Linked DNA regions of Homo sapiens: regions 1, 2 and 3 are each linked to region 4. A link is a loop called in an ENCODE intact Hi-C map of the cell type or tissue named here. Cell type or tissue: PC-3. All regions are shown on one strand. Each heading gives the region's core, and the rest is flanking DNA. Links, peaks and the distances in the headings are about the cores only.

Region 1 (7,778 bases), core at 1,215-6,214, 92 kb after region 4:
AGTACTTCCTCACAGCCATTGTGGAATTTCCTGTACAACATCTGTGACCAAAGCCCATCCCCATCCTGCCCAAGCTCTCCCAGGACCTAGAGGCTCACAGCCTAGGTCGTCATGATGGATCTCCTCTCCAAGATGTCAACTCTCATTTCTTCCTATGTCTGTCTTCTCCAAGGAAAAGAGCTTCAGTCTTCCCCTTAAATGACTGCACCCTAATCATTTTAATATGGTCAGGATTTGGCAAAGTACCTGCCCTCACCCCAATCACAGGTTTTATTTCACTGCACTGTAAACTTCACTAGTGATGCACAAGAGTACCTTGAGGGCAAAGACCATTTCTTATTGATCATTGCCAATATTCACAAGGTCTGGAGTACTAGTGGCTACATGATGGACATTCACTAAATTACTTCTGAAAGAATAACTAAAATGACAACCATATTGTCTGGTTTCCAAATCATCCAACTCATCTTTCTCTGGACGTGTGACTGACTTAGAAAACTATGAAATCCAGAACCCAATACAGGCAACCTCAACTTCCGTGTGTGTGTGTGTGTGTGTGTGTGTCTACACAAGAGAGAAGGACTACCCTCCTCTGGGGCCAATGTATTTTCCTTCTTTGCTCCCTCATATACTCTTGGGCAGCAGCAGTCTCTTATGAATCTTCAAGCTTATCTCTACTTTCTCAGTATTTATAGGGTAAATTTTCCCAAAGATGAAAAGGAGAAGCCAGAACACAGGGAAAACCATCGCGGTCACTCCTCTGGTTCCTTCTACCACTGCCCCAGCTCAAAGCTCTGCTGCGATGCAGATCATGTTTTTCCCAGAAAATGTAAACTTCTTAAGAAAACTGACTATCTTCTACAACTCCAGCACAGTGCTAGGCATACAACTAATTTCTGCAAGACAGTGTAGAAGCTAAGAATGGGCTCTGCAGCCAGTCACCCTGAGCTTGAATCTTAACTCCATCACTGTCAGTTCTGTGACAGTGGTAAGTACCAAACCTCTCGACGCTTCTGCCTCCTTATTTGTGAAACGGAGATAGTGATGTTATCTACAACACAGGTATGCAAATACCTACAATACATGCAAAATACCTGGTATGTAACATGCTATGTAGTATACGCAAGAAGCATTAGCTGTCATAATAATTTAATACATATTTATTGAGCTAATTATGGGTAAACGCAAAATTACAACATAAGACAGTCTTGTGCTAGGTACTTTTTCATACTCATTGAAAGCATTTACAGAGCCTTCTCTGTGCTAACTGCTGAGGGCACAAAGATGAGTAGCACTTGGGGAGATGATGTCACTTAGGAAGGTATTCTTTTCTCACTTTTTCCCTATTACATTTGATATTGTAAGGTGTCTCTGATGAGGTGTTAGCAGGTATCAAATCTTTAAGCATGTCTCCTAATCCTTTTGGACCTCAGTTTCCTCAACTGCAAAGCCAGGCGGTTTGGCTACTTGATCATCTAGCTTTAACATTGTATAACTTTATGATCATGGAGATTTGTTTGTAAAAAAAAAAAAAATTGCACTTCTGTTTCAGGGGTTTTTCTTCCACTCTTCTTCTCATGGACTAGGAAACCTGGGGACTTATTTTTGAGGTCACAAAAGAGGAAAAACCGAGACTCCTCAACCCAGACCCAACCACTGGCTTTGATGACATCAGGAAAGAGGGAGGAATGTTCTCTTCAGACTTGGGAAGCTGGCAGGCGACTCTCCTGGAGGCTGGTGTGCTTGAGGTCTCTGAGGGGGGCCCAGTCGCAGCCCCTATAGACCAGGATAGAACAATGAGATGTTTTCATGCCAGGACCTACAGAAGGAACCATTCATCTCTTGCTGCTTCAGGCAATAGTCCAGCTTCTCTTGGCAGGGAGCAAATCTATGCCAAGATTCACTGAGGTTTTGGTGGTCAACTGGATGGCAGCAGACCCTCTCTTTCTTCCTGGGTCCATTGAACAAATAAAAAAATTAATAGTTGATCAAAGTTGAGCCATTTCCAGGCTCCTGAGGCATTTCAATGATCATTATAGTATTATATCATTGAATAAGTTTTCAAGTACAGTGCATTAGGTAGGAGGTGGGGGAAGAACTTAAAAGGAACAGCTCTGAGGAGCTGCTTCATCTCGGGCCAGATGGGAATGGACTGGGATGTGGGTTCTCTAGACACCAACATCGACAACAAGGAGCTCTCAAGCACACAGATGCCTCCGCCCCCTATCAGTTGCACAGGGTTTCTCGCTAAAGCAGTTTAGAAAAACAATTTAGACATCTGAAGAATAAAACTCTAAGGGTATAGGGCTCCGTGACTTCTTGCCAGAGCCAAGAAGAAGCTGGCTCTCGACCTCACCTGCCATCACCATTCAAGGCAGACAGAGCCTTCAAAGTGCTTAAAAGAGATGAGTCAGAAGTCCAAATTCCCTTGCTCTCTCTCAGTTTTCATCAGCACCACAAGAATAGGCTGGAATTTTACTAAACGACTGAACACACACATTGCTAACAATGGATTCGTTACAGACTGTCCAGGGAAAACAGGAGAGAAAAAAATGAATGGCAGTGTAACCCCAGTTTCATATCATGGCAACCCTGTACAAACAACTCTCAGCGCAACCACATGCCAGTTCTCATCTTCACCTCCCAGACCCAGGTAGTCCTCAAGAGACAAAGCTCAGGAGCTAATCTCAGCATCTGATGGCAACAAAATTACCATTAAGCCTCTTGCCAGTGGGGCCAGCACTCACCAGGAAAAACTTACTCTGTTAGATAAAAACCCACTGCTGGGCGTGGTGGCTCACGCCTGTAATCCCGGCACTTTGGGAGGCCAAGGCGGGTGGATCACCTAAGGTCAGGAGTTCGAGACCAGCCTGGTCAACATGGCAAAACCCTGTCTCAACTAAAAATACAAAAATTAGCCAGGCTTGGTGTCAGTTGCCTGTAATCCCAGCTACTTGGGAGGCTGAAGCGGAAGAATCACTTGAACCTGGGAGGTGGAGGTTGCAGTGAGCCAAGATTGCACCATTGCACTCCAGCCTGGACAACGAGAGGAAAAAAAAAAAAAAACTCACAACTTGCTTGAAAGGGATAATTCATTCTCCCTACCTTTACCCCAAATATGCATGTATACATGCCATGTTTTCTGAAAAGGAATGATGTTTGTTATTTCTCTATTGGTGGAGATAAGCCTTGTTCTGGCATTCCTGGCAAATGCTCAGGAAACAATGTCCTGGTTGTTTTTTAAAGGAGAGACTACTTCAGAAGGACTTGGGGAGAGAGATCTTTTGTACGATTTCTCTTGGAAGATGGGGATGGAGGCTGCAGCAAGGCAGACTTTCAGAGAGAAGAGTATGGCACAAACCCCGCATGGGAAAGACCAACTCCTCATCCTGTGCATCATTTGTACCTTCAGCCCGGTCAGGCCCAGAAAGACTGCATATCCAGTGCAAGCTGGTGGAGATGCAGCCTTTGGTTTCATAAAGCACAGGGTGTTTTGCTCATTCATATTTGGGGGCAAGAGCTTGTGCATTTTTTGGCAGCCATAAACCTTGCCATATGCTGATAGAGAGAGTGAGGGTTGAATTAACACGCTGCCTCATCTTTTGGTGGATCACAGCTGAGTCATATCCATTTTGACACTCAGAGAATATAAATAGAAAGATTTTGGGGACAGAAATGAGAAATCTATACATCTTGGACTTTTTCAAGTTCTTCTGGCTAGCATGTGCTGTTTTCCTTAGCAGACTTGCCCATGATGAAACAAAGTCAGAGAAAGAACAGCCTTTGCTCAAACTTTTGAATGTCTTTGATACATTAGATTGGAAAAGACTGTTTGAAAGATAGGGAACAAATATGTTTTATTTCATTGAACTATGTGTGTGTCCTGAGCCAGTAGTGGCAAGAAGGGGGAGAAGCCTATGGATGATGCACGTAAGATTAAAATCCTGCAGGGTTTTTCCCCATCCTGGTGCCTTCACAACCTCAAGTATGGGGAAGCCAGAGTCATGCAGTGATTTATGCACCAGGAATCCAAGCTCAGAAAGCATGCAGGCATAAGGCCAGGCACTGGTGATTTCTGCTATTTTGCACTCCATGGTTTCTTGAGAAAATGGTACGTCACTCTGTTTGTTTTCTTGCTGTTCTTCTGAGGTGGAATGGAACATAAAGCTTCAACATGTTTTGTACCAAAATGGTTATACTAAAGAGGTCTGGCATATAGTTATCCTAAAGGGGGCTGCCCAAGAGGAGGAAGAAGTGACCAGCAATGTCTCATTAGCAGCCATAGACCTGGGAGACTCAACATGTCAAATATGTCAACAAACATTTCCTGAGTAGTCACTAGAATAGCATCCATTTAAAAGGCATAGTTTCTGCCCTGAGGAGCTTATAATATGTGGGGAGCAGGGTAAGAGATAAATACTTAATAAGCAGAAGATAGTAAAACTAAAGACAAGCAAGGCAGAGGCTTTCTAGAAGTTTGCTAGAATAGAAGTAGAGATAGGAAAACTCACAAGGCCATTTAGACTCAAGAGTAGCCTTCCCTCTGGAGGTCTAATTTAATTAGCACTATCACTGGGCAATTACTAAAATTATTCATCAAGGGATGGAATTTAAAACCTTCGAAAAAAGAGGGGTGGGAGTACATGTGTATATGTGAGAGAAAGAGAATGAGAGAAGAGAAAGGAAAGGAGAGAAGAGAAAGAGAAAGGAGGAGGGAAGATTAGGGAGGCAAAGAAAGGACAAGAGAGAGCGGAGGAGGGGAGAAGGGATCCCTAACCTAGATTGAATCCCCCAATGCTCAAAACCACTGAGCACTTTCTACTCTCAGAATTGTTAAAGTCACTGTCATCCACAAATGCTTTTAAGATTTTGAAATATATGAGAAACATTTAATGTGCTTCACAGAATAAGCTAGATAAAAACGGTCCTTACACTGCAACTGCTGGCACTCCCCTGGGCTGTCTGATGGTACGAAGTTTTGAGCACACACACGGATGATAACAAGCCTGTAAGGCTTGTCAAGAAACTTGACTTTTCAGGTGTTTGAATAAAGAAGACAGCATATTTTTGTATTCATCTCGGTTAACAGATATAAAAGATTAATTATGTCATTAAGTAGTATATAATTTTCAAGCACATTTAATGTCACTGCATATTTACAGTAATTTTCAAAGGAATTTTGCATCATTATATTATTCCCACAACAAGATTTTTTAAATGTTTTTCTGAAATTCTATAGTTCTAAGAAGAGCTCTATGTACCTTCTTGGAGCTTCATCCCAACGTCAATTTAGGAAGAAGCGTAGCTAATGTTAAAACTCTACACGCATGGGTTTACATTTAGACACCTGCATTCTCTCTGTCCATCTGTCTCTCCCTCTCTTTCACAGATTTGAGACACAGGAACTAAAACTGGACCAAGGCTCCTAGTAAGGATCACAGAATAGAAGTATTTTGGTTCAATTCCCCTCCCAAAAGACATATAAAAGTTTAAAAGAATGGAAAATTAAAAAATTTACAATCCCACCTTCTTTAGTGAAAGTAGGATACAGCCACAACTCTCAACCTCAGTTTCTGAGGATTGGATGCTAAGCAGAGTGAAAGTGGGACCTAACTGAGGGAAGGCATAAGAATAGCCACAAGCCTCTATAGATTTCTGGTAGGATATGGAGTTCTCCAAAAGGGGTGGCCCAGCAATTGCCTGATAGAAGTGTCAGGGCCTGGAACTGTGGGCAGGGCCCGAAAGCCTCCCTGTGTCCAGTTCCAGGTTGTGGAGCATTTGGCAAGGCTGCCTGATACTTAGCATACAATGTGTCCATATAACAGAGAGGAGGTCCCGCCCTCTGGCTGCAGAAGGAGCACCAGTGGAGGTTGGGTTTATAGCAGTGACTCCATGCCTGCTGGTAAACAGTTCTCAGCCAAAGATGATTCCACATCCCAAGGAGGCATTTGGCAATATCTGAAGATATTTTTATTTGCCACAACAGGTATCAAGTGGGTAAAGGCATAGAGGCCAAAGATGTTCTAAACATCTAAAAGTTGCAGAACTTTCCCTTGGATTATACAGCCCCAAATCTTAATAGTGCCAGGGTTAGGAAGCTCTCTGATCTTGGACAAATCTCTTAACTTTTCTTAGCCTTAATGTCCTACTCTGAAGAATGGGACTAATAAATAGCTTCTTGATTGAGTTGTTAGGCTGATTAATTCAGACACATGATTTATATGAAGCAATATTTTGCACAGTGCTTGACACGTTGTAAGTATTCAATAAATGTTGGCAACTATTGCTTCTCTCTCTCTCTCTCCTCTTCTCTCTCTCTCTCTTTAAGCAAGTATAAGTACATTTGCTTGGCTCTATGTCCTATAGCCCATCCTTGACACTATTCTGCCTTCACAAACACCTTTAGCAGAATTCTCAGTTCTCCAGCACTTTCTAAGGGTAGCCTACCTCACTGGTGACAATTCTTTGAGAAATGTGCTAAACGTGTGCAGTTAGGACAAGGGAAGTTGGATTCAACTGATTGGTCCAGCACACTACTCTGATTTTTGGAATAAAGATCATAACCCACCATTCCAGCTTTACATAACCAAACCAGAATAAAACCCAGGCCAGCTAAACCCTTGGATAATTAATTGTTCTTGGGTATGTTTCTGGATCATTGAAAATTTGAATGTGTAAGCACCAACATTTCTATTTTAAACATTTGTAGAAAATATTCCTAAGATGAATTATAAATTTCTCTGTATTTTTAACGAGTATATTCAACAGTTTAAGCTTTCCTTCATGACTCAAGATCATTACTACTAACATCAATTATTACACATGCTTTACCACAGTGGTGGCCTCAGGATCTGCTGAAGTTTGTTAGCTCTTTATCCACATGCTAAATAGATCAAGGGCGCTGCGCTTTCTTATCTTTTGTTTACACTAATTAACAAGGGTTTGTTTTCCTGCTGAATTCTTTGTTTTAACATTTCTAACTGGCTGTTCTTCATACATTAGCATAATGCCAAGGGTGGATCCGAAATTTTAGGGAACTGAAGCTCAGACAATTGTTGGTTGTTGGGAGGAGGGACTCTTAAAAAAAAATACAAAATTACAAATACAAAATTAGATACCAAATTGGACAGTGGGCATATTCCTGGAAGACATTCCTACTCTGGTTACGCTAGCAATAATTTAATAATACACAGAAGTAACTATAAAATATACATATATATTCCAACAAACCCTAATTGACTTCTACTTAGCTAGAGCTCAAAAAACGCCTACAGCCTCTTCAATGCCATCTGACATGAGGTGATGTGTGCTGGAGGGCAAGTCAGAGTGGCAGCAGGCAGTCTGAACCAATTGTGGTTAAGATATCTTACCTTTGGAAATTTTACAAAACCGTGTGACCTAGTGAACACGTTAGTGGGTCACTTACTGTGGACCTGCCTTCCTAATAGTCTGATGCAGTATTACTCTCTTCTGAACTAAAAACCCAAAGCCAACCTTGACAGAGTTTTACATGAATTAAGAAAGAAAAGGCTCAGAATAAAGACTGACGTACCTACTTGGAATAAAGCAAAGAGCCTTGCATGCATAGAGTTTGAGACATATGCATAAAATGTCTCTTTGGCTTATCTCTTATTTCTAGCTGTGCTTCACCAGGTGAGGAAAAATGAGCCAATCTCTTAGAGTCATTCTTTCCCCCAAAAAATCTTTATGTTCTTTCACTGGAGCAAGATTCCTGATTCCTATACAGTGATGTATTTACTAAACAGAGACCTATACAG
Region 2 (7,778 bases), core at 1,055-6,054, 77 kb after region 4:
TTATTGAGTGCCTGCTGTGTGCTAAGCACCTTGCATGCATTTTCTCTTTACTGTTATCTCCAATATGTGGGTGAGAAAACTGAGATACTGAGACAGAAGTAACACCCACCAGCTGGCTAGTAACATGTAGACTCTAGGATTTAAACCCAGGCAGTCTGACCTCAGAATCTACTCTCTCCAATTCATCACTACCTTCCATCTCTATTCAAAATGAGCAAAGAAAATTGCTTGATTCTTACATTGACCAGCAAATTGGTGGCAGGCAGAGTTTTTAGGAAAACATGGTTCTCACCTGTTGGGGCCCTCACCAATATTATGGATGAGGCCTTTCTCTGAGCTAAGTTTTTTAATTTTTGAAGGACATCAAAAGACCAGTAACTCCTTGTATTTTTTATTCAGTATAGTCCTAATTGACATTCAGGTATTATTCATAGTGGTTTCAGCATTTGACTGGTGAGATTTCTTCTTCCTATCAAATGTCTGAATAGTTCTGATCTCTGTTATTGGGAATAGGAACACAAAGGAAGTAGCCTTTAACTTATAGCTAAACTTTATGGACACAATTGGTGGAAGGTTTCAGAGGTGGAAATTTTTTGGCACCTTTTATTACTTCCTCTGGAAGAAATAACTGGCAGTGGTAGCATCTAATCATCATTCTCTTGTCTGATCATAGGCAAGTTCAATGGTCAAGTACCTTGCTGTAGTCTAAGAGCAAAAATTAAACTGCAGACAACTGTAATTCCTGGACTGAGAAATTTCTCACAGAAATTCTTTAAATAGCACATGTCTCATTTGTTGTAATAGGTGTGCTTTATCTTTCTGGGAAAGATATACACAGCTCTTGTGTGGCTTAACTCAAGTACACATGTCTGTAGTCAAAATCTGCTAATCCCATTGGTTTCCCTTTGTGGCTCTTTGGATCTATAAAAGCAAATTTGACCAAGGGGTTTCCACTATCTTTTATATAAACTATATGTAGGGAAGGACTTGTTTTTTCCTCTCACTCCGTCATAAGCCAATACTTCTAATGTTTACAGAAATAAATTACTAAAAGAAAAATGAAAAAGGAACATACAATATACATATCCAGATTTTTTAACATAAAATCACTTTATCTTATTACCACAGTTTTAAAATGCTTAGTTCTCAATCTTTGTACTTTTCACAGACCACTAATCAACATCTTCAGGATCTACTCCAGAGGACTACACCTTGATTAGTTCCAGTTGAGAACATGTACAGGAAACATATCACTTGCTCTTACTAATAATTTAACTGATTTCTTGAAATCAACCTGATGTTTCTATGAAGGTGGTTTGAGATGTGGTGGTCCAAGACCCTTTGCTAGCTTTAAAACTCTGCTGATTTTTTAGAAAGCTTTAAAAAATATGTATCAAGAGCCATAAAATGTTCACGTCCTTGACCCTGTAATTATATTTTTAGGAAACTACCTTAAGGAAACATTACTTATGCACAGAGGGAGTCAGTAATTATACTTTTAGGAATCTATTTTATGGAAATAAAAGCATGCATGCACATAAGTGTTAATTGTAGGTATATTGAAAATAACCAAAGACTAGAAACAATGCAAAGTCCCTGAATGGGAAGAATGTAGAGCAAATTATGTTCCATGCTCCTCAGGGAAGCTCCTCTTTCTTACATACCAGACAAGGTCAAGTTCCCCCAACAGTTCCCTCTCGTGGTTCATGTGTGTTTCCTTGACTAAATAAACATCTGTGTAATTATTTAATGTATTTCTAATACAAGGCCCTGTTTCTAACTGTTTTCTCCAACATATTCCCAACACATGTTATAATTTCTGGCATATAGCAGCTGTTCAATAAATATTTGTTGAATGAATAAACACATTATACATGAATAAATTCTAATGACTTGGAAAGATTTCATGATATGATATCAAGTGACAAAACTGGGATGCAAGATTGTATTAACGGAAATAGTAATTAAATAAAGAGTACCGTTTTACTTCGTTTAGCAAGAACTTATCACAATAGTATCAGGAAGGCCAAAAGATTAGCCATAGCCGAAGTTTGTAAAAAAAAAAAAAAAAAAAAGAGAGTCAGTAATTTTAAGTCAGCTGTATGCGTCAGCTTTTTTTTTTTTTTTTTTTTTGAAATGGAGTCTTGCTCTGTCGCCCAGGCTGGAGTGCCTTGGCATGATCTTGGCTCACTGCAAGCTCCGCCTCCCGGGTTCACACCATTCTCCTGCCTCAGCCTCCCGAGCAGCTGGGACTACAGGCACCCGCCACCACGCCCGGCTATTTTTTTGTATTTTTAGTGGAGACGGGGTTTCGCCATGTTAGCCAGGATGGTCTCAATCTCCTGACCTCGTGATCCGCCCACCTCGGCCTCTCAAAGTGCTGGGATTACAGGCGTCGCCAGCGTCAGCTTTTTTAAGGTATAATTGAAACAAGGAGAAAAGCAAAGAGTATTGCTTGGGAAAGGGAAGAGAGAAAGCAGAAATCCCCAGTGACTGTTCTACCTCTGTGCTAGTCAAAAGAAAATCTGGTGCTTAACCTAAAGAGGGTTTTGAACAAACCATGTAAAGAGGAAATTTCAGTGCCGGATAGGCAAGAAGTTAGTGAGGGAGGGCCTAGTCATTTCAAGTGGCCTCAAGAATCCAGGCCCATGTGAATTGGATTCCAGGGCCTACAGGAATTTCAGAGACACCAATGGTCATCTTTGAGAGATTAGAAGAGTTAGAAAAAATAGCAAATGACTGAACAGCATGAGACCTTGTCAGAGAAAGTGATTTTTGCGCTTTGTTGCTACAGAGAACAGAAGTAAAACCAGTGGATTTCAGTTATAGGTAAATAGATCTAAGGGTCAATCTAAGGGGAGAACTATTTAACTAGCTGCTAGCACCGTTCAGCACTTCACTACGCTGCCGTGTGCATCTCCGATGCTCCGTACGCTTCTGACAGATACGAAGGAGGAGGGATGGGGTTGTTAGTCCAGACAACCTCTGCCATCTCTGCTAATTCGAGGAAGCTCTCTCATTCTTTCTGGCAGCCCAAGCCACTAAGTCACAGCCTTGCTTCCAGTACCAGTGAACTTGAGTGTTTTAGTAAGTACCCTCCTTCATTTCCATCACCAGCCCTCTACACAGCTTAAGCAGCTGCAGACGTCTCATCACTAAGACCTAGAGTACATCATGGCTTGTGAAGCAAAATCCACAGTTGGTCATACTGGAAATGACTGGACACCATGATTCACCCTTTGCTCACCCCAACACCAGTCCAACCAAAATAATCAGGTTGCAGACTAGAACACAGTCCAGGTGCCCTTTCAATTCTTCATTTTCACTTTGCTTATCTTCTAGTTTTCCTAGTTATAAATAATCAAACAGCCAATTGGTTCTGGAACTGCATCACTAATGGTCTGTAGAGATAGTATTGAGGAATTCACTGAATTTAGGAAGACCCAGAAAGGACTGTCTATCAAACTTCAAAGGACTTAACCCATTTAAAACACAACAAAAACCCTTGGAGATAAAATGCTGCATAAAGACACTGAACAGCTTGAAGATAAGACACATAACCTCAAAACCTTCCATGGAAGCTGTGAACATGCTATCAGGATCATCTCCCAAAAATGCAATTTACTGTGAAAATCTAATCAGTCATTGGGCAAACATTTCCTTGGACTGATAAGAGATTGGGGTAGGGGTGAGAGGAGATGGGAAAGGGGCCATGCAAGAAAAAGGAACAGTTAATAACTGGTATTGATCTCTCGTATCATATCAACACAACTCTCTTCTACTCTTCAAAAATCATTAAAAATGACAACATACAAAGCCACATAGGTTAAAGAGTGAACCACTGAATTTTGGAAACAAAGGAATCAAGTTATTCACATGGAATGCAAGTCTGCTTTTTACCTCCTTTATCTGGCCCACATTCCAAGGCACCTTAAAAAGGTTAATAAACAAACAATCATGTCAGAACCCAAGCTGATCTCAGAGCAGGCACAGGTTGAGTTCTCAAGATCCTCTTCTACTACCAGGATTCACTAAATATTAATGATTTGATCCATGTGTTCCCCATTAGTAAACATCCATTCTATGTTAAGGCATTCATGCAATAGGTGCTAGGAATGCAAAGATGAAAACACACCGTCACAGCCTCCTAACACATACTCTCTCAAGGTGCTCCATGCAATATGCTTTTTATAAGCCAATCATTTTGCTCTACTGAAAGTTCCCATAAATAATATTCTCTGACCTATTGATTAGACCCTTCACCCAATTACAGCGAAGTGCTACCATGTGACCTGCTCAGTTTCTAATACCTGGAACCTACACCTAACACTTGTATAACTGGGGCATCTTAGAAAGCACAGCTCAGGTGTAATATTTAGGAATGGTGGATGTTCAGGAGGATCATCTGCAGGAAAAATGGGGGACATTTCTCTAACTCTTTGCCACATCATTAGCTTCAAATGGAAAATAAGATTACAAAGCAAGGACCTGAAATCACAGGGACTCGTAGCTTCCCATATCTACTTTTTATAAAAATGCTTCATCAACCACAGCACCCACCCTTCTGTCATTGGTTCGTTTTTCTTCTTGTTTTGTTGTTTTTTTTTCTAGTCATCATATACTTGATGATTTCCAGCTTTTATTTGTTATTGCCTATGTTTTCAATTCTCTTTTTAATTTTGTTTTTAACTGACACAATAATTGTACATGTGGATGGGATATATTGTGATGCTTTGATACATGTTTACATTGTGTAATAATCAAATTAGGGGATTTAACATATTCATCATATCATACATTTATTATTTCTTTGTGGTGAGAATATTCTAAATTCTCTCTTCTGGCTATTTTGAAATACACAATACAACATTATTAACCATAGTCACACTGCTGTGCACTAGAATATATTCCTTCTGCCTAACTGTAACTTTTTGCCTATGGGCCAATATTTCCTCATTTTCCTCTCTCTTGCTCTCCCTAGCCTCTAGTAACCACCATTCTACTTGTATGAGATCAACTTTTTTAGATTCCATATATCACTGTGAACATGCAGTATTTATCTTTTGATGCCTAGCTTATTTTACTTAATGTCCTCCAGGGTCATCCATGTTTCTGCAAAGAACAGAATTTCATCCTTTTTCTGGCTCAGTAGTACTCCATTGTGTATATATGCCACATTTTCTTTATCCATTTTCCATTGATGGACACTTAAGTTGATTCTGTATCTTGGCTATTGTGAGTAGTGCTGCATAAATGCGGGAGTGGAGATCTCTCTTCAATATACTGATTTCAGTTTTGGAGCATTGCTGGATATGAACAGACACTTCTCAGAAGAAGACATTTATGCAGCCAACAAACAAATGAAAAAAAAGTTCATCATCACTGGTCATTAGAGAAATGCCCATCAATGATAGACTGGATAAAGAAAATGTGGCATATATACACCATGGAATACTATGCAGCTGTAAAAAAAGGATGAGTTCATGTCCTTTGCAGGGACATGGATGAAGCTAGAAACCATCATTCTCAGCAAACTAACACAAGAACAGAAAACCAAACACCATATGTTCTCACTCATAATTGGGAGTTGAACAACGAGAACACATGGACACAGGGAGGGGAACATCACACACTGGGGCCTGTCAGGGGGCGAGGGGCTAGGGGAGGGATGGCATTATGAGAAATACCTAATGTAGGTGATGGGTTGATAAGGGCAACAAACCACCATGGCACATGTATACCTATGTAACAATGTTGCAAGTTCTGCAGAATGTATCCCAGAACTTAAAGTATAATAAAAAAAATTTAAAAGAAAAAAAGAGAAAAAGAAATATTCCCACAGGATGATGATTCAGCCAGAAACAAACACCCACCCAGAGCCCCCTCAAGCCCAGTGCTTCCTAAGACTTTATCCGCGTCTGGATGCAAGGAACTGCTCCTCTCCTTTGATCCTGCAGGCTTCACCCACCCACTGCCTGAAAATAACAGGGAGATCAGGCACAGGTCCAAGACCTTCTCCTAAATTTTAATCCTTAATCTTACCCCTGAAGACTAGGCCTCTGCTGACCTTGAACTTCACCTTCCCCCATCTTTGCATCTATCTGGCTTTTAGAGGGAGGCCTGCCCTCGGCAATGGAGAGTTCCAATTCCCTTACCTCTCCCTTTACTGCCTCCTCCCCATACCAGAATTCTATGCTGTCTCCTCTCATTCCCAGACGTTTGCTTTGCCTCCAAATTTCCTAAATTCTATGACTATTAACCCTGAGTTTGAAGCTGTTCTCTGCCCAGTGTTCTCCTGCTCTTGGACCCTAGCCCAGGTCACCTGACTCTACCAAAAGAAGTTAAGCGACTCACCCAAGATCACACAGACTGATGATGGCAAAACTCAGAGCTAAAAATGCTGCTTCAGTGTCCGGGACAGGTTAACACTGACAACTATATATTTGAGGAAATAAAAACTGCCCGACAAATGCAAGAATTTACAAAACCCATAAATACAGTATCCAAGGTCAAGAAGTTTATAGGCTTTAAAAACTCAGCTCAAGATATCACCACAATGACAAGAGCAGTCAGGAATAATGATTGAAAGATCCATAATGGTGCCTTAAGAAAATCACTTCCTTGGGAACTGCTAGAAGGAGCTAGAACAGTATTGCTCAAACTGTGTTCTATGGAAAATTAAATTCTTGGGATGTGAATTAGTATGCCTTGACAAAATAGTTTCATAATCAGGTTAGCTTAGGAGGCATACTCTATATCCCCCTTGGGATTCCCGGTGCATTTAAGTATATTTAATGTCCTAAGAAGTCCTATAGTAAAGAAACTGTTACACTTGATTTAACCTCATCTTTTCTAAATTTACTTGACTACTGCTCACTGGCTCGCTCTCACTCTCTCTCTCTCTCTCAACAGACTACCTATTTGTCCTGAGAACACAGTTTGGGAAATTCTGAACCAGGTTTATTTAACAGGTTTTTAAAACTCCTGATTCTTTACATTTAATTATTCGCTAGAATGAACCAAACTACTGTCTTTGCTCAATTCATGGGATGATCATAAATCCTGTGCCATTAGATCCTCTGACATATGCTCTTCATTGAAATGCATCCTCATTCAGTGCATTCATTTTTTTTTTTAATTATAGGACCTAACAAAGGGAATGGAGAGTAATCACATCATTCCAAGACCCTTCCTTTGCAGTCCTGTAGTCACAGCTCCAAAGACTCTGGGTTTTGGAGTAAGAGCTGTAACTGCTCAAGAAGAATTCGTGAACAAAAGCACATCTTTCTGAGGAGGCAGAATATCACAGGCCTATGACACCAGACTGCTGGAAGAGGCACTAGAGGTTGACAATAGATTCCAACATCTCATAAACCAGGAAGCAGCCTCAGGAAGGTTGGCAGCTGCCAAACCCATAGGCTAAGCAGTGGTGGGACTGTGATTCAAACTCAGATATTTTGGTTCATCTGCCAGGAAATTTTTCCTGTCCTGGAATTATCTGCTCTTCTCAGGAGGGAAGAGCTCAGTCCTCTTCATCCTGAAACCCATCATAGGAAAGGCAAGAAGGAAATGCACCAAAATGTTAACTGTGGTTGACACTGAAGTGGTAATTTGGTCTTTGTTCTATTTTTTCTGCATTGACCAAAATGTTTACAAAGGACATACATTGCTTTTATGCCAGAGCAAAGTTATGTTTAAAAACATTTTAAAAGCCAGAAGGTAAAGTACATACCCTGGAAAGCATTGTGTACGTGGCTCCGCTCCTAGTTGTTGACCAA
Region 3 (7,778 bases), core at 954-5,953, 230 kb after region 4:
GGTCCTTTATTTTGAAATATTCTTTAGGGCTTTCCCTTCCAGATTTTAGAAATTGAAACAAGAAAGAGTACAAACACACAGTAGCCACACTTTCTTCTTTTCAACCAGTAACTGCCTTCTCTTTACCTTGAGCCCACATATATTCCTTCAGGCATTTCCAAACTTCAATGAAACAAGTTATGATAGAAATCCCATCATGAGCTGGAACTGAGCAGCACTGAGTGTGAATCATGAGTGCAGAGCTGCCAGTATTCTTGACTCTCTTCTTTCCTGGCACACAATAGGGCTGCATTTGCCCACCACTTTTGAGGTTGGGCATGGCCGTGTGACTTGTGTTAGCCAATGACATGCATGTGGAATGATATGTATTACACACTGGCAGGAGCTATAAAATCCAGCTATGGGGTTTGTCATGTTTCCTCCTCAGTGTTGTTTTGATCAGGGAAAGAAGTGTCAAGACAAAGCCTTCATTAGCCTGGGTCCCTGGGAGAACACAACTCTTAGTAGGGTGAATATGAGGGTGATGGATGTGTCAGAGTTCCCCTGCGGACCCATATTGGACATGCAGGTTGAGTAGGAAACAAAGCCCCTGAGATGTCGGTTGTTTTTTTTTTTCACTGTTCTATGACTTTGCCTATTACACAGGGTAACTACAATGCAGAAGTAGAAAAATACATGAACTCCTGTTTACAAGAAGCTTACAGTATAGTTGGGATAAATCATACCCACAAAATACAAGTAAGGACTCAATTAGCATGAAGTAGGATGCTAAACTGAAAAGTAGAGATAATTAGCCAGTAAGATGTGGTGCTAAATGTGAGTCACTGAGATGATGCATTAAAAGGGAATTAGTAAAATAGGAGCTCAATGTGGGCTTACAATTCTCAGAACACATTTCATTTCCGCTAAGCAAAAGTGCAAATTATATAATTTATTGAAAAGTATTATAGGAAATGGTTCTACAAATATGTTGACTCTTCTCTTTAAAAACTGTAATAAAAGTGTGGGCTTAAGTTATGGGGCCATTTTCCATGTATTTGATTTCAGTCTTTTCTAATAAGGTACTTAGTGTTTTTTTAATGGACATATTATAGATCTTTGTCTATAATGGACAGATTTAGCACTTTATCAAGACAGAGGGGTCACCCTTTCCAGGAGTTTTATAGAAACCTTGGCAATTATTGCAACGCAGACAAAATGGGGCTGATCATAGCACCCACTTAAATATGATTGACTTTATTTCACAGAAAGGTCCGTTATTACAACGACACAGATAAATATTCGTCTGAATACCCAATATCAATTTGGCTGACCTAGCAAAGATATGGCCTTGTTTCTTTTTCAAATATATTCAGCCTCTCCTTTCTGTCCTTCTATAGGGATGAAGGAAGTTTGGTATTAATTGGAATAGTCATTCACTCATTTAGCAAGCACCTACTCTCTGCCAAGGACTGTGCTATTATGAATAGATATTGGTTATTCATTAATGAGCACAATAGTCTAGGGTCTGTCCTCAGGGAGCTTACAATGCAGAGGGGGAAGAGACAGACAGCAGAGAGGGGAGGGAGAAGGACTTTCTAGTAGAAGAAACACCATGTCTTCCCTACTCTGAATCAGAAAGTTTCGAGTATTCAAGAAAATCAAAGTCCAGCATGTATCAATCAAGCAGGGTAGATGAAAAGGAAAGTTGCTTGAGATGAGACTGAAGTTGGGTAATGGGCAGGCCACATGGGACTTGGACCCTCTCTTAATTTTTTTTTTTTTTCATTTTATCTCAAATGCCCTCAGAGCTTTAAACAGGGGGTACAATGTGACACAATTTCCATTTTAAGAAAGTCACTCTGGCTGTATGAAGAATGAACTGGTAGGGTTAGTGTAGAGATGGTGGAGTAAGAAGAACTGTTGTAGAAGCCCAAGCAAGAGGTAGCAGTGACCTAGACTGGAGTGGTAGGGATAGTAATGGCATGAAGTAAATAGACTGAAATATATTCGGAAGTAAAATCTTAGAGGGGTGAATATGGATGCGAGAGCTCCTGGTTTCTGGCATGAGCAAGTCTCCATTTTGCACAATAGGAAGAGAGGACGAAGAGCTAGAATGAGGAAGCAGAGTAACGGTTCCCTGTTGTTGAATGCAGCTGTTATTGAATGCAATTGGATACATTGGTCTGAAGCTCAGCAGAGCAGAGTGGGCAAGAGATGCAAATGTGGGGGTCATCCGCTTAATGCTGGTATTAGGCTGTGAGTACAGGACAAGGAGGACATGTGGGCTTGGAAATGTGAGCAAGAACAATGAAAGTTCTTGGGAGCCAAGAAGAAGTTGGATCAGAGGCCTAATAAGTTTAAGAGAATAATTCTTGACATCCCTTGATCTAATCGCAGATCTATATGAGAATATGGAAATGTTTGTACCTGCTCCCATTATGCCCCTAAATCACAGATCAAAACAGTAGCATCTCTGTGCCTATCTCTACATCACAAGTTAACTTCATTTTCAACTTTTACTACAAGTTTCCTCTCCCACTCAACTATTTTTCAAAAGAGAATGACATTTTTATCACGGCACAAGTTTTACTATCTAAGCAATCTTGGGTAGAGGAATGCTTCCCAAATACCAAACTGTGACAAAATGTTGTTCACCAATCCATGACAAAATAACAAAACTAGAACCACAGAACATATATAATGTCAAGATAAGGTGGCCAATAATCACTTCCTGGGATAGATGCTCCATTATTCTGAAATCATGTCAGTTCTACCCTTTTAGTATTAAAATATCCTTTCTTTTAAGAAATAATGGTGATAGATTTTTTTTTTTTTTTTGAGATAGAGTCTTGCTCTGTCGCCCAGGCTAGAGTTCAGTGGTGCAGTCTCAGCTCACTGAAACCTCTGCCTCGTGGGTTCAAGTGATTCTCCTGCCACAGCCTCCCAAGCAGCTGGCATTACAGGCATGCACCACCACACCTGGCTAATTTTGGTATGTTTAGTAGAGACGGGGTTTCACCAAGTTGGCCAGGCTGGTCTCAAACTCCTGACCTCAGATGATCCACCAGCCTCGGCCTCCCAAAGTGCTGGGATTACAGGCGTGAGCCATCACACCCAGCCAAGACTTTTTTTTCTGATGTCCTTACTTAGCAAAATAAAAGATTAATAATTCTATGTAAAACTCTACTTTTTAATTGTACAAGTCTGTGAAATCCCAAATCAGGGAAGAATAAGAAAAGAGAAGAAGAGAAGAACAAAGCGTCATTGAGGAGCCAAGTGCCAGCTCTCAGCTAGGTTTACTCTCTAGCTGAACCACTCCCTCCCAGACACAGCCTCAGGAGTCCCTAGGATTCACTTTTGTGCTTCAGCAGACACTACTAAATGCCATGTACATTTGAAGTTGTTTCCAGACAGTCAAAACCACAAATGTCAGGGTGCACTTTATTAGTAAAACTGACTCACTGTGCACTAGGCAAAGAAATTCCTGCATTCCACTCTAAGAACTGTAAACGGGGCCCCAGCTAGCTGTTCTCTCTTGTGCTACTTACCATGCTTAGATCTTGATTTGAACAAATCGACTATAAAAAGACTGTGCTGGCAATTGAATACATGCGACTATGGTCTGGGTATTACTTACTATTAAGGAATTACTGTTAATTTTTTTAGGTGTATTAATGACATTATGTTACGAAAATATAATTTTCTTTTTTCTTTTTTTTTTGGAGACAGGGTCTTGATCAGGCTGGAGTGCAGTGACATAATCACAGCTCACTGCATCCTCAGACTCCTGGGCTCAAGCAATCCTCCCATCTCAGTCTTCCAAGTAATTAGGACTAGAAGTGTGTATTAGTCTGTTCTCAAGCTGCTGATGAAGACATACCCTAGACTGGGCAATTTGCAAAAGAAAGAGGTTTAATGGACTCACAGTTCCACGTGACTGCGGATGCCTCACCATGGCAGCAGACGAGAGGAGAATGAGAGCCAAGTGAAAGGGGTTTCCCCTTATAAAACCACCAGATCTCAGGAGTCTTATTCACTACCACGACAACAGTATGGGGGAAACTGCCACCCCCATGATTCAATTATCTCCCACCGGGTCCCTCCCACAATATGAGGGAATTATGGGAGCTACAATTTATGAGATTTATGAGATTTGGGTGGGGACACAGCCAAACCATATCAGTGTGCCACCACACTCAGCTAATTTATTATTTTTAGAAACATGGTCTCACTATGTTGCCCAGGCTGGTCTGCACTCCAGGGTTCCAGTGATCCTCCCATCTTGGCCTCCCAAAGCACTAGGATTACAGGCATGAGCCATCACACCCAGCCAAGAAAACATTATCTTCTAGATATGCACACTGAAGTATTTGATATAAAATGTATGATATTTGGGATTGCTTCATAATATTTTAGCAAAAATAAAATAAGTGAAATACAGCAAGCTGCTGAGCATTGATAAGTCTTGATGATGATGATGGTATATTTCACTATCTTACTTTTATGTCTGTTTGGAATTTTTCACAGTGAGAAGGAAGGAAGGAAGGGAGGGAGGGAGGGATGGAGGGAGGGAGGGAGGGGAGGGGAGGGAGGGGAGGGGAGGGGAGGACGGACTCTGTCCAACACCCTTATCATTTCATAATGACTTTAAATGGAAGGAAGATAGATTAATAGGAGGGAGCAATTCCCACTAGTATTTGTGAATACCTATTTTGGGTGCTCTCCATGACAGGAATGCACATGAAGGCACATAGTACAGTCTGATAGGGGTTACAACCAATGCTGTGGAGATGAGGAAAAGGAAACTCAGGTTAGCCTACATTACCTTTTTTGTTTGTTTGTTTTGAGACAGAGTCTCACTCTGTCACCCAGGCTGGAGTGTAGTGGCGCGATCTTGGCTCACTGCAACCTCCACCTCCGGGGTTCAAGCCATTCTCCTGTCTCAGCCTCCTGTGTATCTGGGACTACAGGCACATGCCACCACGCCCAGCTAATTTTTGTATTTTTAGTAGAGATGAGGTTTCACCATATTGGTCAGGCTAGTCTTGCACTCCTGACCTCAGGTGATCCACCTGCCATGGTCTCCCAAAGTGCTGGGATTACCGGTGTGAGCAACTGTGCCCAGCCTAACCTACATTTCCACATGGAAAATAGAAAGAGAACAAACTGGCTAAATGGAGCTACTTGGCTGCTAAAGAAATTCATTTCAGAGGAATTAAAAACAAAAACAATTATGTTGATTCTTAAGGGGCTATCTCAAAATCCAGGGACAACACAGACCCTGCAGACACATGGGCTCTGCCAGGATTGGGGCAGCCACTTCCTCCAGGCCCTTTTGTTAATTGGACCTGGCAATAGCTGTCACTCCCAGCCATCCTGACTCCGGTCCTTTCCATTTCCCTGCCACTCAGATAAAGGAACAAGAATTCTGACGCGGGGCATATGAAAAGGAAAGACAGCTCTTCCATAGTCACACCCAGAAGAGGGCAGATGAACCTGAGAAATAAAAATAAAATCCTAAGCTCTGCAGCTGACTGAACAGGCCCCCTCTTGGCCAAGGGGACCACAGAGAAACCTTGAAAACTGAGTTCCGAGCCATGATTGGATGGGAGTTTGGACAGGCCTAGTTATACCTCCTCCCTTGCTTTTCTTTCCTAAGGGTTAAACAGAAACTAGTCCTTGGGAAAGGCTTGCCCCACCATTGATTTCAACCAACCCCATGACTGCCCCTCCCATTTAGTGCCTTTGACACAAATGACCAGCATTCCTTCTGACCACAGAGTGGTTCTGGCCAGTCTACAGAGGATGTACACTGAGGATTTTTGTGTCCAATGCTTCACCTTTGATGCCAGAGGGCTGAAAATTCTACCCTCAGATCATGCTAACACAGTCATTTGTTGAACATACGACCCATGGAGAGGCATGAAGTTCAATTGTGCATGTGTATGTTTTTCCTTTCATATTTATAACTCCTCCTACAGCTTATTAAATATGTATTTCAGCCACCCCACTCAGCATAAATTTCTGTTCCCTTTGCCCCTCCCTTGAAGTATCTGTTTCTGGCTTCTGGCCAAAGGCTGTGTTTTCCAGCCTGTCAGAATAGCCACCTGCAGGCTGCAACCCTTTATGAGAAATAAAGCTCTCCTTTCCAAATGTATAAACCTCATCATTCTGCAGCTGACAATCCCATCTGATTGATATGTGGCTGAGAGCCTCTTTTCCCCTGCATTTCGTGGGAGGTGGAGCATGCTAACTGAATGCCCTGCAGAGAGAGCCGCAGATTCCCCCAGCTTTTCCCCGCATGCCTTCTATCCAGCACATCCTCTCCTAAATATCACTTTCTTCAGAGTTTATCCCTGCTCCAAAACAGTCAATGGGTTCTGGAGGTCTATGCTTCAGCACAGTATGGTGGGTCAAAGGGCAGGCTCACAGCCATACTACAAAGGGTCAAATCCTGGCCACTTAGGAGCTGGGTAACCTGGGACTAGTTCTTAACCTCTTAACCTCTCTCTACCTCAGCTTCCTTCTCCTCTTCAAAAACAAGATCACAGGACTGTTGAAAATGGAATGAGTTAGTTCAAGTAAAGCACTTAGCACACACTAACTCGAGCACTTAATAACATTAGCATTATTATTCCTATAACCCACCCTTACTTGGTTTCACTGCAGGCAACCTATTATTGATCCCAAAGTGCAGTTAGATCCCCACATCCCTTTAATTTTTGCTCTGCTCGATGTTCTTCTGGCATGTTCTCTTTCTGTTGTGTCTGCAAATCCTCCCCACGTGTCAAGGTCAAGCTGAAGCCCTAACTTCTCCTCATATTCTGACTGTTGGGGCCTCCCAACCTCCTCCTTCTATAGAGTTTAACAGTTTAACAGTATCTACCTCTACCTGAACATTTTTTAGGAAATGAGTGAGTGAGTCATGGCCTCATTAGGAAACAGGCAGCACCTAAAAATGATAATCAAAGACTATTTATAGAGGAGTGGATAGGGTTGAGAGAACCAAAAAGAGATGGCAGGTCACCCAGGGACTAGCAACAGGGGAAGCAGTTATCACCCAGGCTTAAAGGGATAAAGAGAGGGAGTAACCACTCCCTACTACTAGACACCAATGAGAGCCATCAGAGAGGCCTCCTAAGTTGTGGACTTGACATAGAGAAACACCACTACTGCCAAACCATTTGGAAAGTGGTGAATGAATACCCCAGCCTCTATCTCTTCCATGCTTCACAGTCTCTTGTAGGCAATTCCTATTAGCCAGACCCAACTGAAGGCCAGAGCCCAGGGAGAGGTCCGTCCCCTCCCACCCTACCCGGAGACACAGAAAAGGGTGGGGAATGGATATGGAGGGGTGAAGGGAGATTAGCTAGCATGGACAGGTTTGTAACAAGCTACATTCGCATGGACAGGTTTGTAACAATCGTCACTCCATTGGGACCTATCTTGTATTCATTCTGTGGTCTCTCACGTGCAGGCCTCTGCAAGAGTTAGCATGATTAAGTGGAAAAAAACATGGACTTTGAAATCAGAGACCTCGGTTATTATCATCCAAACCCTGTCATCTTCTAGCTATATGACCTTAAGAAAGTAACAACTTCCCTGAGTTTCTGATTCTCAAATTCCTTACTGGTAAGATGAGAGTAATCTAGGGTTGTTATGAGAATTAAATTAGAGAAGTAATTCCCTATTCCCTACTTCCTAACTACTTATAATCTCCTTAACACAAAGGCTCAGATGATGAAAAAATAGCTCAGATGATGAAAAATAGGAATGTGCACATGTGCTGATGGACA
Region 4 (7,778 bases), core at 1,320-6,319:
AATCCTAAAATAGACAAGATGATCCTAAAATGAAAAAGCAGAGGACATATTTCCCAATTTCAAACCTTACCACAAAGCTGTAGTAATCAAGACATTGTGGTACTGCTGTGAAGATAGACACGCAGATCAATGGGGTAGCACTGAGAGTCTAGAAATAAACCCTATTATCTTAGGTGGCTAGTTGATTTTTGGCAAGGGTGCCAGGAAAATTATGGGGAAAGAATAGTTTTATAATAAATTGCGCCAGAACAACTGAATATCAATATTCAAAAGAATGATGTTACACCAATATCTCACACCAAATACAAAGATTAATTCAAAACATATAATTGACCTAAATACAAGCATTAAAACTATAAAGCTTTCAGAAGAAAACAGGAGTAAATCTTCCTGTTCTTGGATTAGGCAATGATTTCTTAGCTATGACACCAAATTCACATGTGACAAAGGAAAAGAATTGATAAATGGAACTTCATTAAAATTAAAAACTTTTGTGCTTCAAAGTACACCACCGAAAAAGTAAAAAACCCACAGAATGGGACAAAATATTCTCATATCATAGATAAGTCAAGTGAGGGACTTATAACTACAATATATATTCTTAAAACTCAACAATAAAAAAGACAACCCAATTTTAAAATGTACAGAGTTAACACATACAAAAATATGAATCTAGACACAGACTTTGTACCTTTCACAAAAATTAACTCGAGATGGATCATAAATCTGAAAGTAAAATGCAAAAATATAAAACTCCTGGAAGAAAACACAAGAGAAAATCTAGATGACCTTGGGTGCAGTGATGACTTTTTAGATATAAGATCAAAGCCATGGTCCAGGAAAGAAATAATTGATAAGCTAGACTTCATTAAAATTAAAACTTCTGCTCTGTGAAAGATACTGTCAAGAGAACAAAAAGACAAGCCACAGACTGGGAGAAAATATTTGCAAAAGACATATCTGATAAAGAACTGTTATTCAAAATACATAAGGAAATCTTAAAAGTCAGCAATAAAAAACGAACATCCCAAGTGAAAAAATGAGCAGATGAAGAGACACCACACCAAAGAAGATGTACAGATAGATGACAAGTGAGCATATGAAAAGATGTTCAAAATCCTACGTTATTAGGGAATTGCAAATTTAAACAACAGTGAGGTACTATTACACACATATTACAATGGCCAAAATCCAAAACACAAAACCAAATGCTGGTGAGGTTGTGGAGCAACAGGAACTCTCATTCATTGCTACAGAGAATGCAAAATAGGATAGCCACTTTGGAAGACAGTTTGGCTGTTTCTTACAAAACTAACTTACAACACTCTTATCATATGATCCAGAAATCACACTCCACGGGATTGACCCAAATGAAATGAAAACTTAAGTCTACATAAAATTCTGCACATAGATGTTTATGCAGCTTTATTCATAACTGCCAAAACTTAGAAGCAGCCGAGGTAGCCTTCAGTACGTGAATGGATAAATAAAAACTGTGGTCCGTCCAATACAATGAAATACTCTGCACTAAAAGCAAATGAGCTATTGAACCATGAAAAGACACGGAGGAAACTTCAATGTATATTACTAAGGGAGGGAAGCCATTCTGGAAAGGTTACATGCTGTATGATTACAACTAGATGGCACTCTGTAAAATGCAAAAGTACAGAGAGATCAATGTCTGAGAGAAAGGAAGAATAGGAAAAGCACTAAAGGGTTTTGAGGAAAGTAAAACTATTCTGTATGATACTACAATGGTGGATACACATCATTGTACATTTGTCAAAACCCATAAAATATACAACATAAAGAGCGAACTCTAATATACACTATGGACTTTGATGATAATGTATCTGTGTAGATTTATCAGTCTTAACCAATGTACCACTCTGGTGGGGAATGTTGATAGTTGGGGAGACTGTGTGTGGGGGGCAGGGGGTAGTCAGGATATCTCTGTACCTTCCTATTTTCCTGTGAACCTAAAGCTGCTTTTTAAAAAGCCTATTTAAAAGAAATCCACCCAAACATATTAAACAAACTCCATTATCCATATCACTCCACCATGTAAAGTGTTCTCCCTAAAACTGCTCAGCTGGTTTATGAATGATCATAACTAGAAAGTAAGATGTTTTCTAAAAACTTTTAAAAATATGGACAAGAGGCCAGGTGCGGTGGCTCACGCCTGTAATCCCAGCAGTTTGGGAGGCCAAGGCGGGCAGATCACTTGAGGTCAGGAGTTCGAGACCAGCCTGGCCAACATGGTGAAATCTCGTCTCTATTAAAATACAAAAATTAGCCAGGTGTGGTGGCAGGCACCTGTAATCCCAGCTACTGGGGAGGCTGAGGCAGGAGAATCGCTTGAACCCAGGAGGCAGAGGTTGCAGTGAGCCAAGATCATGCCATTGCACTCCAGCCTGGGGGACAAGAGCGAGACTTCCTCTAAAAAAAATAAAATAAATAAATAAATTAAAAATATGGGCAAGAGGCCAGCTGCAGTGGCTCATGCCTGTGATCCTGGCAATTTGGGAGGCTGAGGCAGGAATGATCACTTGGGGCCAGGAGTTCAAGATTAGCCAGGATAACATAGTGAGACCCTGTGTCTACAATTTTTTTTAATTAGCTAGGCATGGTAGCATGGGCATGTAGTCCCAGCTACTCAGGAGGCTGAGGTGGGAGGATCACTTGAGCCAAGGAGGTGAGGCTGCAGTGATTCATGATTACACTAACACACCCTAGCTTGGAAAACAGGGTGAGACCCTGTTTCTCTCTCTCTCTCTCTATATATATATATATATATAAAATATATATATAATATAATGCAATATAATATAATATATATATGGGCAAGGATTTGCATAGACATTTTACCATAGGAGAATAAACAGATGACAAGATGTGTTTAATGATAAGGTCAATAAACACATGATAAGATGATCAACATCATTATTCACAAAAGAAACACAAATCAGACCCACTTCATATCCACCAGGAAAGCTTAAAATAAAAAAATCAGACAATAATAAGTGTAGACAAGGATGTGGATAAATTGGAACCCTCATACCTTGCTGGTGGGATTGTTAGGTGGAGCAGCCACTTTGGGAAAGTTTGTCAGTGTTTCAAAACATATAACCCAGCAATTTCACTCCAAGAGAATTAAAAACATGTATCCACACAAAGATATGTGCATGAATGTTTATAGCAACGTTACTCATAGTAACCAAACAATGGAAACAACCCAAATGTGCATCACCTGGTGAATGGATCAACAAAATGTGGTATATCCACATCGTGGAATATTATTTGGCCATAAAAAGGAACACAGTGCTAATATATGCCACAACATGGATAATCCTTGAAAATATTTTGCCAAGTGAAAGAAGCCAGTCTCAAAAGACTATACATATTCCATGTCCATAATAGGCAAATCTGTGGAGATAGAAAGTAGAAATGTCCAGAATAGGCAAATCTATAGAGCAGAAAATAGATTATTGGTTGTTTAGGGATGGGGTGAGGGGAGAATAGGATTATGATTGGTAAACAGTATAGGGTTTCTTTTTGAGGTGGTAAAAGTGTTCTAAAATTGATTGTGTGATGGTTGTACGTACTGTGAATATATTTTAAAAACCACTGTATTATATACTTTAAAGGGACAAATTTTATGTGTGTAAATTATATTTCAATAAGCTATTTTTTTTAAGTGGGGCTAGAAAGGTTTGAGGACCCTGGAAGCCATGAGAGTACTGAGTTTCCCTGATTTCAATCAAAAGATGACTGAATAGGCTCAAAATGTCCTTGTAGCTCCCTGAGCATTAGAAGAGAAAACTGCAAAATATCTGAGTAGTTCACTTTTGGTGGGGAATGTGGGTGAACTGCTCACTGCTCTTCCCTTTCCCTGAAAGTCTTTATCTCCTCTTGAATCTCACCTTGGGTCAACAATACATCTAATTGAGCGGCTGCCCCGGGGCCCTGCGTTCTCCACTGGAGAGTACCTGGCACATACTTCTAGTCCTATCTGGACTCTGGTTCCTCTGCCTGGCTCATCAGCTTTTTGTAAAACAAGCAGGAAAGCATAACCTTTGGGGTCACACAAATGACTCTGCTGCACAGCTGAAGTGCAGGCCTTTGTCCAACTGCTTCCTGCCCGACTTCCTGTGGTAGCAGATATTGATTTTTCTCATGACAAAGCAATTATTTACCTGTTCTGGAAGGCTGGGAATTTTAATCCCCAGTTTTAGAGGAGGGAAAGTGACACTGGCAACCTCTTTAAGTAGAATGTTATAGAAGGAAAAGCTAAATAGTGTGACAGCTGTCTGGGCAAAGAAGAGAGAGACGGTGATATTTACATAGACCTGATAGGTATTGAAAATAGGAAAGGTAGAAAGAATGTTTTAAAAGGAAAACTTCTAGGATTGTATCCAAAAGAAACAACTTCCTATAGCTAGGCTCTAAGCCCTTGTCCAATAAAAAAATCAACCATCATAAGAAACAACTCAATCTCCAATCATGCAGCACTGTTGTAATTAAGCTTTGAGGACTGGTGACTACATCACACATTACCATGGGTAGAGTGACAAAATCTTTCCTCCCTGTAATAGTGATATTATATGGGTAAAAGCTGCTTATGTGGAAGAAGTTGGTTTAAGCATGTGGTTCGAGAAAACATAACCAGTTAGTAGACTTTAGAATGAATTGAGATCTACAGCCGTTTGAACTATGTGGATGGCTGTCCCTACAGGCAGACAGGAGCAGGGTGAGTTCCCTGTGTACCCCCACCCTCCATAGACTTGACTCCTTGGTTGTGCAAGGCACTGGCAGAGCTGCCCAGGCACATGCAACAACCAGTCAACCCAAGGCTGTGAATTAGGTCCTTTCCCCACCCACCTAGAAGCTGCAATTCTGCTGTTCCCCAAAAGACTTTCTTCCTATTGGTCTTACTATAATTGAAAGAGATAAAAGGATCCACATTGAAGAAAGTAGCCCACCAGGAAAACTGCAAGTGAGGGGAGTTATTGTCAGTGTGCAGTGACAAGAACTCACTAGGCACAACCTCAGCCAAGACCCAGAGACGCTCTCTGAAAGTGGAACAGGGGTGGCATCCTAGGAGGAAACAGGAAACCTGGGTCTAAGGGCCTGGCAATGTCATCTTGAGACCACGACATTTATTGATAGGGTTCAGAAGGGTATTTCTTTTTTACATTTATTGATAGGGTTCAGAAGGTATTTCCTTTTTAAAGGATGGCATTAGTAGCTATGACAAGCCTGGTAGAAATGTCTGAATGTGATTATTTCCCAGTTGCTGAATGAGTTGAAGATCATCAACATTTGGTGAGACTCAGTACTAGGTCAGGAATTATATAAAATGGAGAGTCAGCCGTAATCTCTATGCATTAGACTCCTGTAAAAACACCAGTGTGTTGCTCAGACTCTGAGCTAATAGCCTCAGGAAAAATAATTTATGCCATTCAGGACAACTCATACAAGTGTAATGTGGAACCTGTTTTATCCAGCTTTTTTTAAAGGCAATTTTTCTGGAAATCAAACCACTCTAAGAAATAAATCCTTGTAAACATCTCTGAGTAATTGCCAAAGCCTCTCTAGCAGAGCAGTTCCCTACCATCAGCCTGCCCCACCCCAGAAAAAAACCCAGACTCCTCGAAGCCCAGCAAAAACCTAAGTAGGTCTTGGCTTTGTTCATCTGGCATTGTAATTCCTCTGAATGGTCCTCTCTTTGTCATTGGGCTACACTTAGGTAAAATCAAGAGAGCTGCAAAAGGTATGTGACCTAAGCACTTGGCAAGACATGGAGGAGGCAGAGACCATTATTGGTTGTAGGACATAACATTTTCTGGACTGTTCTAAAGATACATTATTCAGAGTGAGCTAATAGCAGTATTGCAGCCCTCAAAGGGCTGGATGACATTGACAACATTCACTGACATTCCACTAAGTGCCAGGCCATGTGCTGAGCACTGGGTTGACAAAGATTTACAAAATGGGGTTGAATGAGCTTTAGGATAACTTAGGACTGAGCTCTGTCTCCTTACTACTATTACTGTTGAGAAGGTCAGTTTGTGGGCCAGATCTGAAGCTTGTAATGCAAAAAGAGAAAAATGATTCTGAAAATAATGACAGAACTAAGTACAAACTCTGTCCTCAAGAGTTTCAGTCAATGTAGGTGGTTGTTTATATAGGAAGGACGTCTTCAGACTCAGGAAATTATGAAATAAGCACACAAAACAAAATTTTTACTAATTTAAGTCATGTTTTGTGTTAACACTTCCACCTGGGTGGAAAATTGGCTCAAAGACATATGACTGCTAATATAATCAGTAGCAGGTGATCAGTGAGGTATCATGGACCCTGGGGTGGGCACAATATATTTTATTCATTTTCTCTTCAATCTGAATGAATATAATTGTTGTCAGCAAAATCACAAGATGATTCCTAGACACAATCCCAGAATATGAAAAATGCATATTTAATAATTTCTTTTTTTTTTTTTTTTTTTGAGATGGAGTCTCGCTCTGTCACCCAGGCTATAGTGCAGTGGTGCTATCTCAGCTCACTGCAAGCTCCACCTCCTGGGTTCACGCCATTCTCCTGGCTCATCCTCCCGAGTAGCTGGGACTACAGGTGCCCGCCACCACGCCAGGCTAATTTTTGTGTATTTTTAGTAGAAACGGGGTTTCACCATGTTAGCCAGGATGGTCTCGATCTTCTGACCTCGTGATCCGCCCACCTCGGCCTCCCAAAGTACTGGGATTATAGGCGTGAGCCACCACGCCTGGCCCCAATAATTTCTTTTAAAAAGCCCCAGAGAAGAAAAGATGAATAATTTTGACAGATATTCAGCGATGTGGTGGTAAATGTTTAACAACTGACTCCCTGGAAAAGAAGTATATGTTTATTATAAATTTTACTGATATAATAGATGGATAGCACATATACAAATGCTAATACAAGCAATAAAAATTAACTGATACTCAGAGAGTGCTTTTGTTGATTTTTGCCAGTCTCATATCCATAGCCAACTTATGGCTGCAATTGACAAATGAATGTATTTCTGATATGAATATTGATTGGCATTTTCATTTATGTTAATGAGTAAAGCAAAAGTAAAACAGCAAAGACCATGAAAGAACTTCACCTGTTCCACAATAACATGAGAAAATTTTTTGTCAAACTGAACTTGATAATAGTTGTTGAGTACGGGAAGAATATTTCCTCAATTTTTTGTGCTATTCATTATGTAATGGCTGTAGATACAACACATTTTTCTTTTGAAGTATGTTAGACCCACAGTTAAGTGATAATGATCAAAACTAATAAACATTGGCACCGTACTATTAACCAAATTGCAGACTTTATTCAGATTATCAGGGTCCCAAATTGCATTTAGTTGTCATTTCTCCTTGTGGCTGTGATAATAATACCTCAATATGTCCTAGTCTTTCAGGACCTTGATACTTTTGAAAATAATGGTCAGTTATCTTGTTGCTTATCCCTCAATTTTGGCTTGTTTGACATTTTCTCGTGATTATGTTAAAGTTATTCATTTTATGCAAGAATATTTCAGAAGTAATGTGCCTTTCTAAGCACATCATTATCAAGGGGTACATGATGTTGATATATCTTATTACTGGTGATAACCTTAATCACTGCTAGGATTTAAATGTGTCCCCTAACAAGCATGTGTTGGAAACTTAATCTCCAATGCAACAGTGTTGGGAGGTAGGGCCTAAAAGAAGGAGGTGAGGTCATGAAGGCTCTACCATTAT

Evidence for each region. Peaks named below come from ENCODE experiments on the same cell type or tissue, not always from the same donor. Only the 100,000 strongest peaks of a DNase experiment are listed, where the experiment ranks them.
Region 1: it touches region 4 in a loop (4-fold over the local background); 8 of 110 quality-filtered maps call a loop at or near these places.
Region 2: a loop joins it to region 4, with 2.1 times the contacts of the local background. A loop is called at or near these places in 6 of 110 quality-filtered maps.
Region 3: it touches region 4 in a loop (2.5-fold over the local background); 3 of 110 quality-filtered maps call a loop at or near these places.

The regions. Positions count from the first base shown.
Region 1 is chr14:51,439,232-51,447,009 of GRCh38, reverse strand. It overlaps a transcript of FRMD6 not described here and the pseudogene SETP2. Among named protein-coding and RNA genes, the nearest start is that of LINC02310, 46 kb to the right of the region's middle. In PC-3, for the core only: no CTCF peak of the experiment used is centred there; DNase peaks (open chromatin) are centred at 3,989, 4,309 and 5,799; H3K4me3 peaks cover 1,225 bases; H3K27ac peaks cover 3,880 bases.
Region 2 is chr14:51,454,182-51,461,959 of GRCh38, reverse strand. FRMD6-AS2 (FRMD6 antisense RNA 2) reads left to right here. Exons shown (of 3, transcript NR_051990.1): 3 at 7,145-7,448. It also overlaps a transcript of FRMD6 not described here. Among named protein-coding and RNA genes, the nearest start is that of LINC02310, 61 kb to the right of the region's middle. In PC-3, for the core only: no CTCF peak of the experiment used is centred there; a DNase peak (open chromatin) is centred at 3,189; H3K4me3 peaks cover 326 bases; H3K27ac peaks cover 1,549 bases.
Region 3 is chr14:51,300,774-51,308,551 of GRCh38, reverse strand. It overlaps LINC00519 (long intergenic non-protein coding RNA 519), which reads left to right. Exons shown (of 2, transcript NR_145423.1): 2 at 3,712-4,241. Among named protein-coding and RNA genes, the nearest start is that of LINC00519, 24 kb to the left of the region's middle. In PC-3, for the core only: no CTCF peak of the experiment used is centred there; DNase peaks (open chromatin) are centred at 3,411 and 5,731; H3K27ac peaks cover 1,634 bases.
Region 4 is chr14:51,531,099-51,538,876 of GRCh38, reverse strand. The region is part of intron 2 of FRMD6-AS2 (FRMD6 antisense RNA 2); the gene reads left to right. It also overlaps a transcript of FRMD6 not described here. Among named protein-coding and RNA genes, the nearest start is that of FRMD6-AS2, 65 kb to the left of the region's middle. RefSeq lists enhancers at 3,932-4,226, 3,486-4,685. In PC-3, for the core only: no CTCF peak of the experiment used is centred there; DNase peaks (open chromatin) are centred at 4,056 and 5,516; H3K4me3 peaks cover 822 bases; H3K27ac peaks cover 3,478 bases.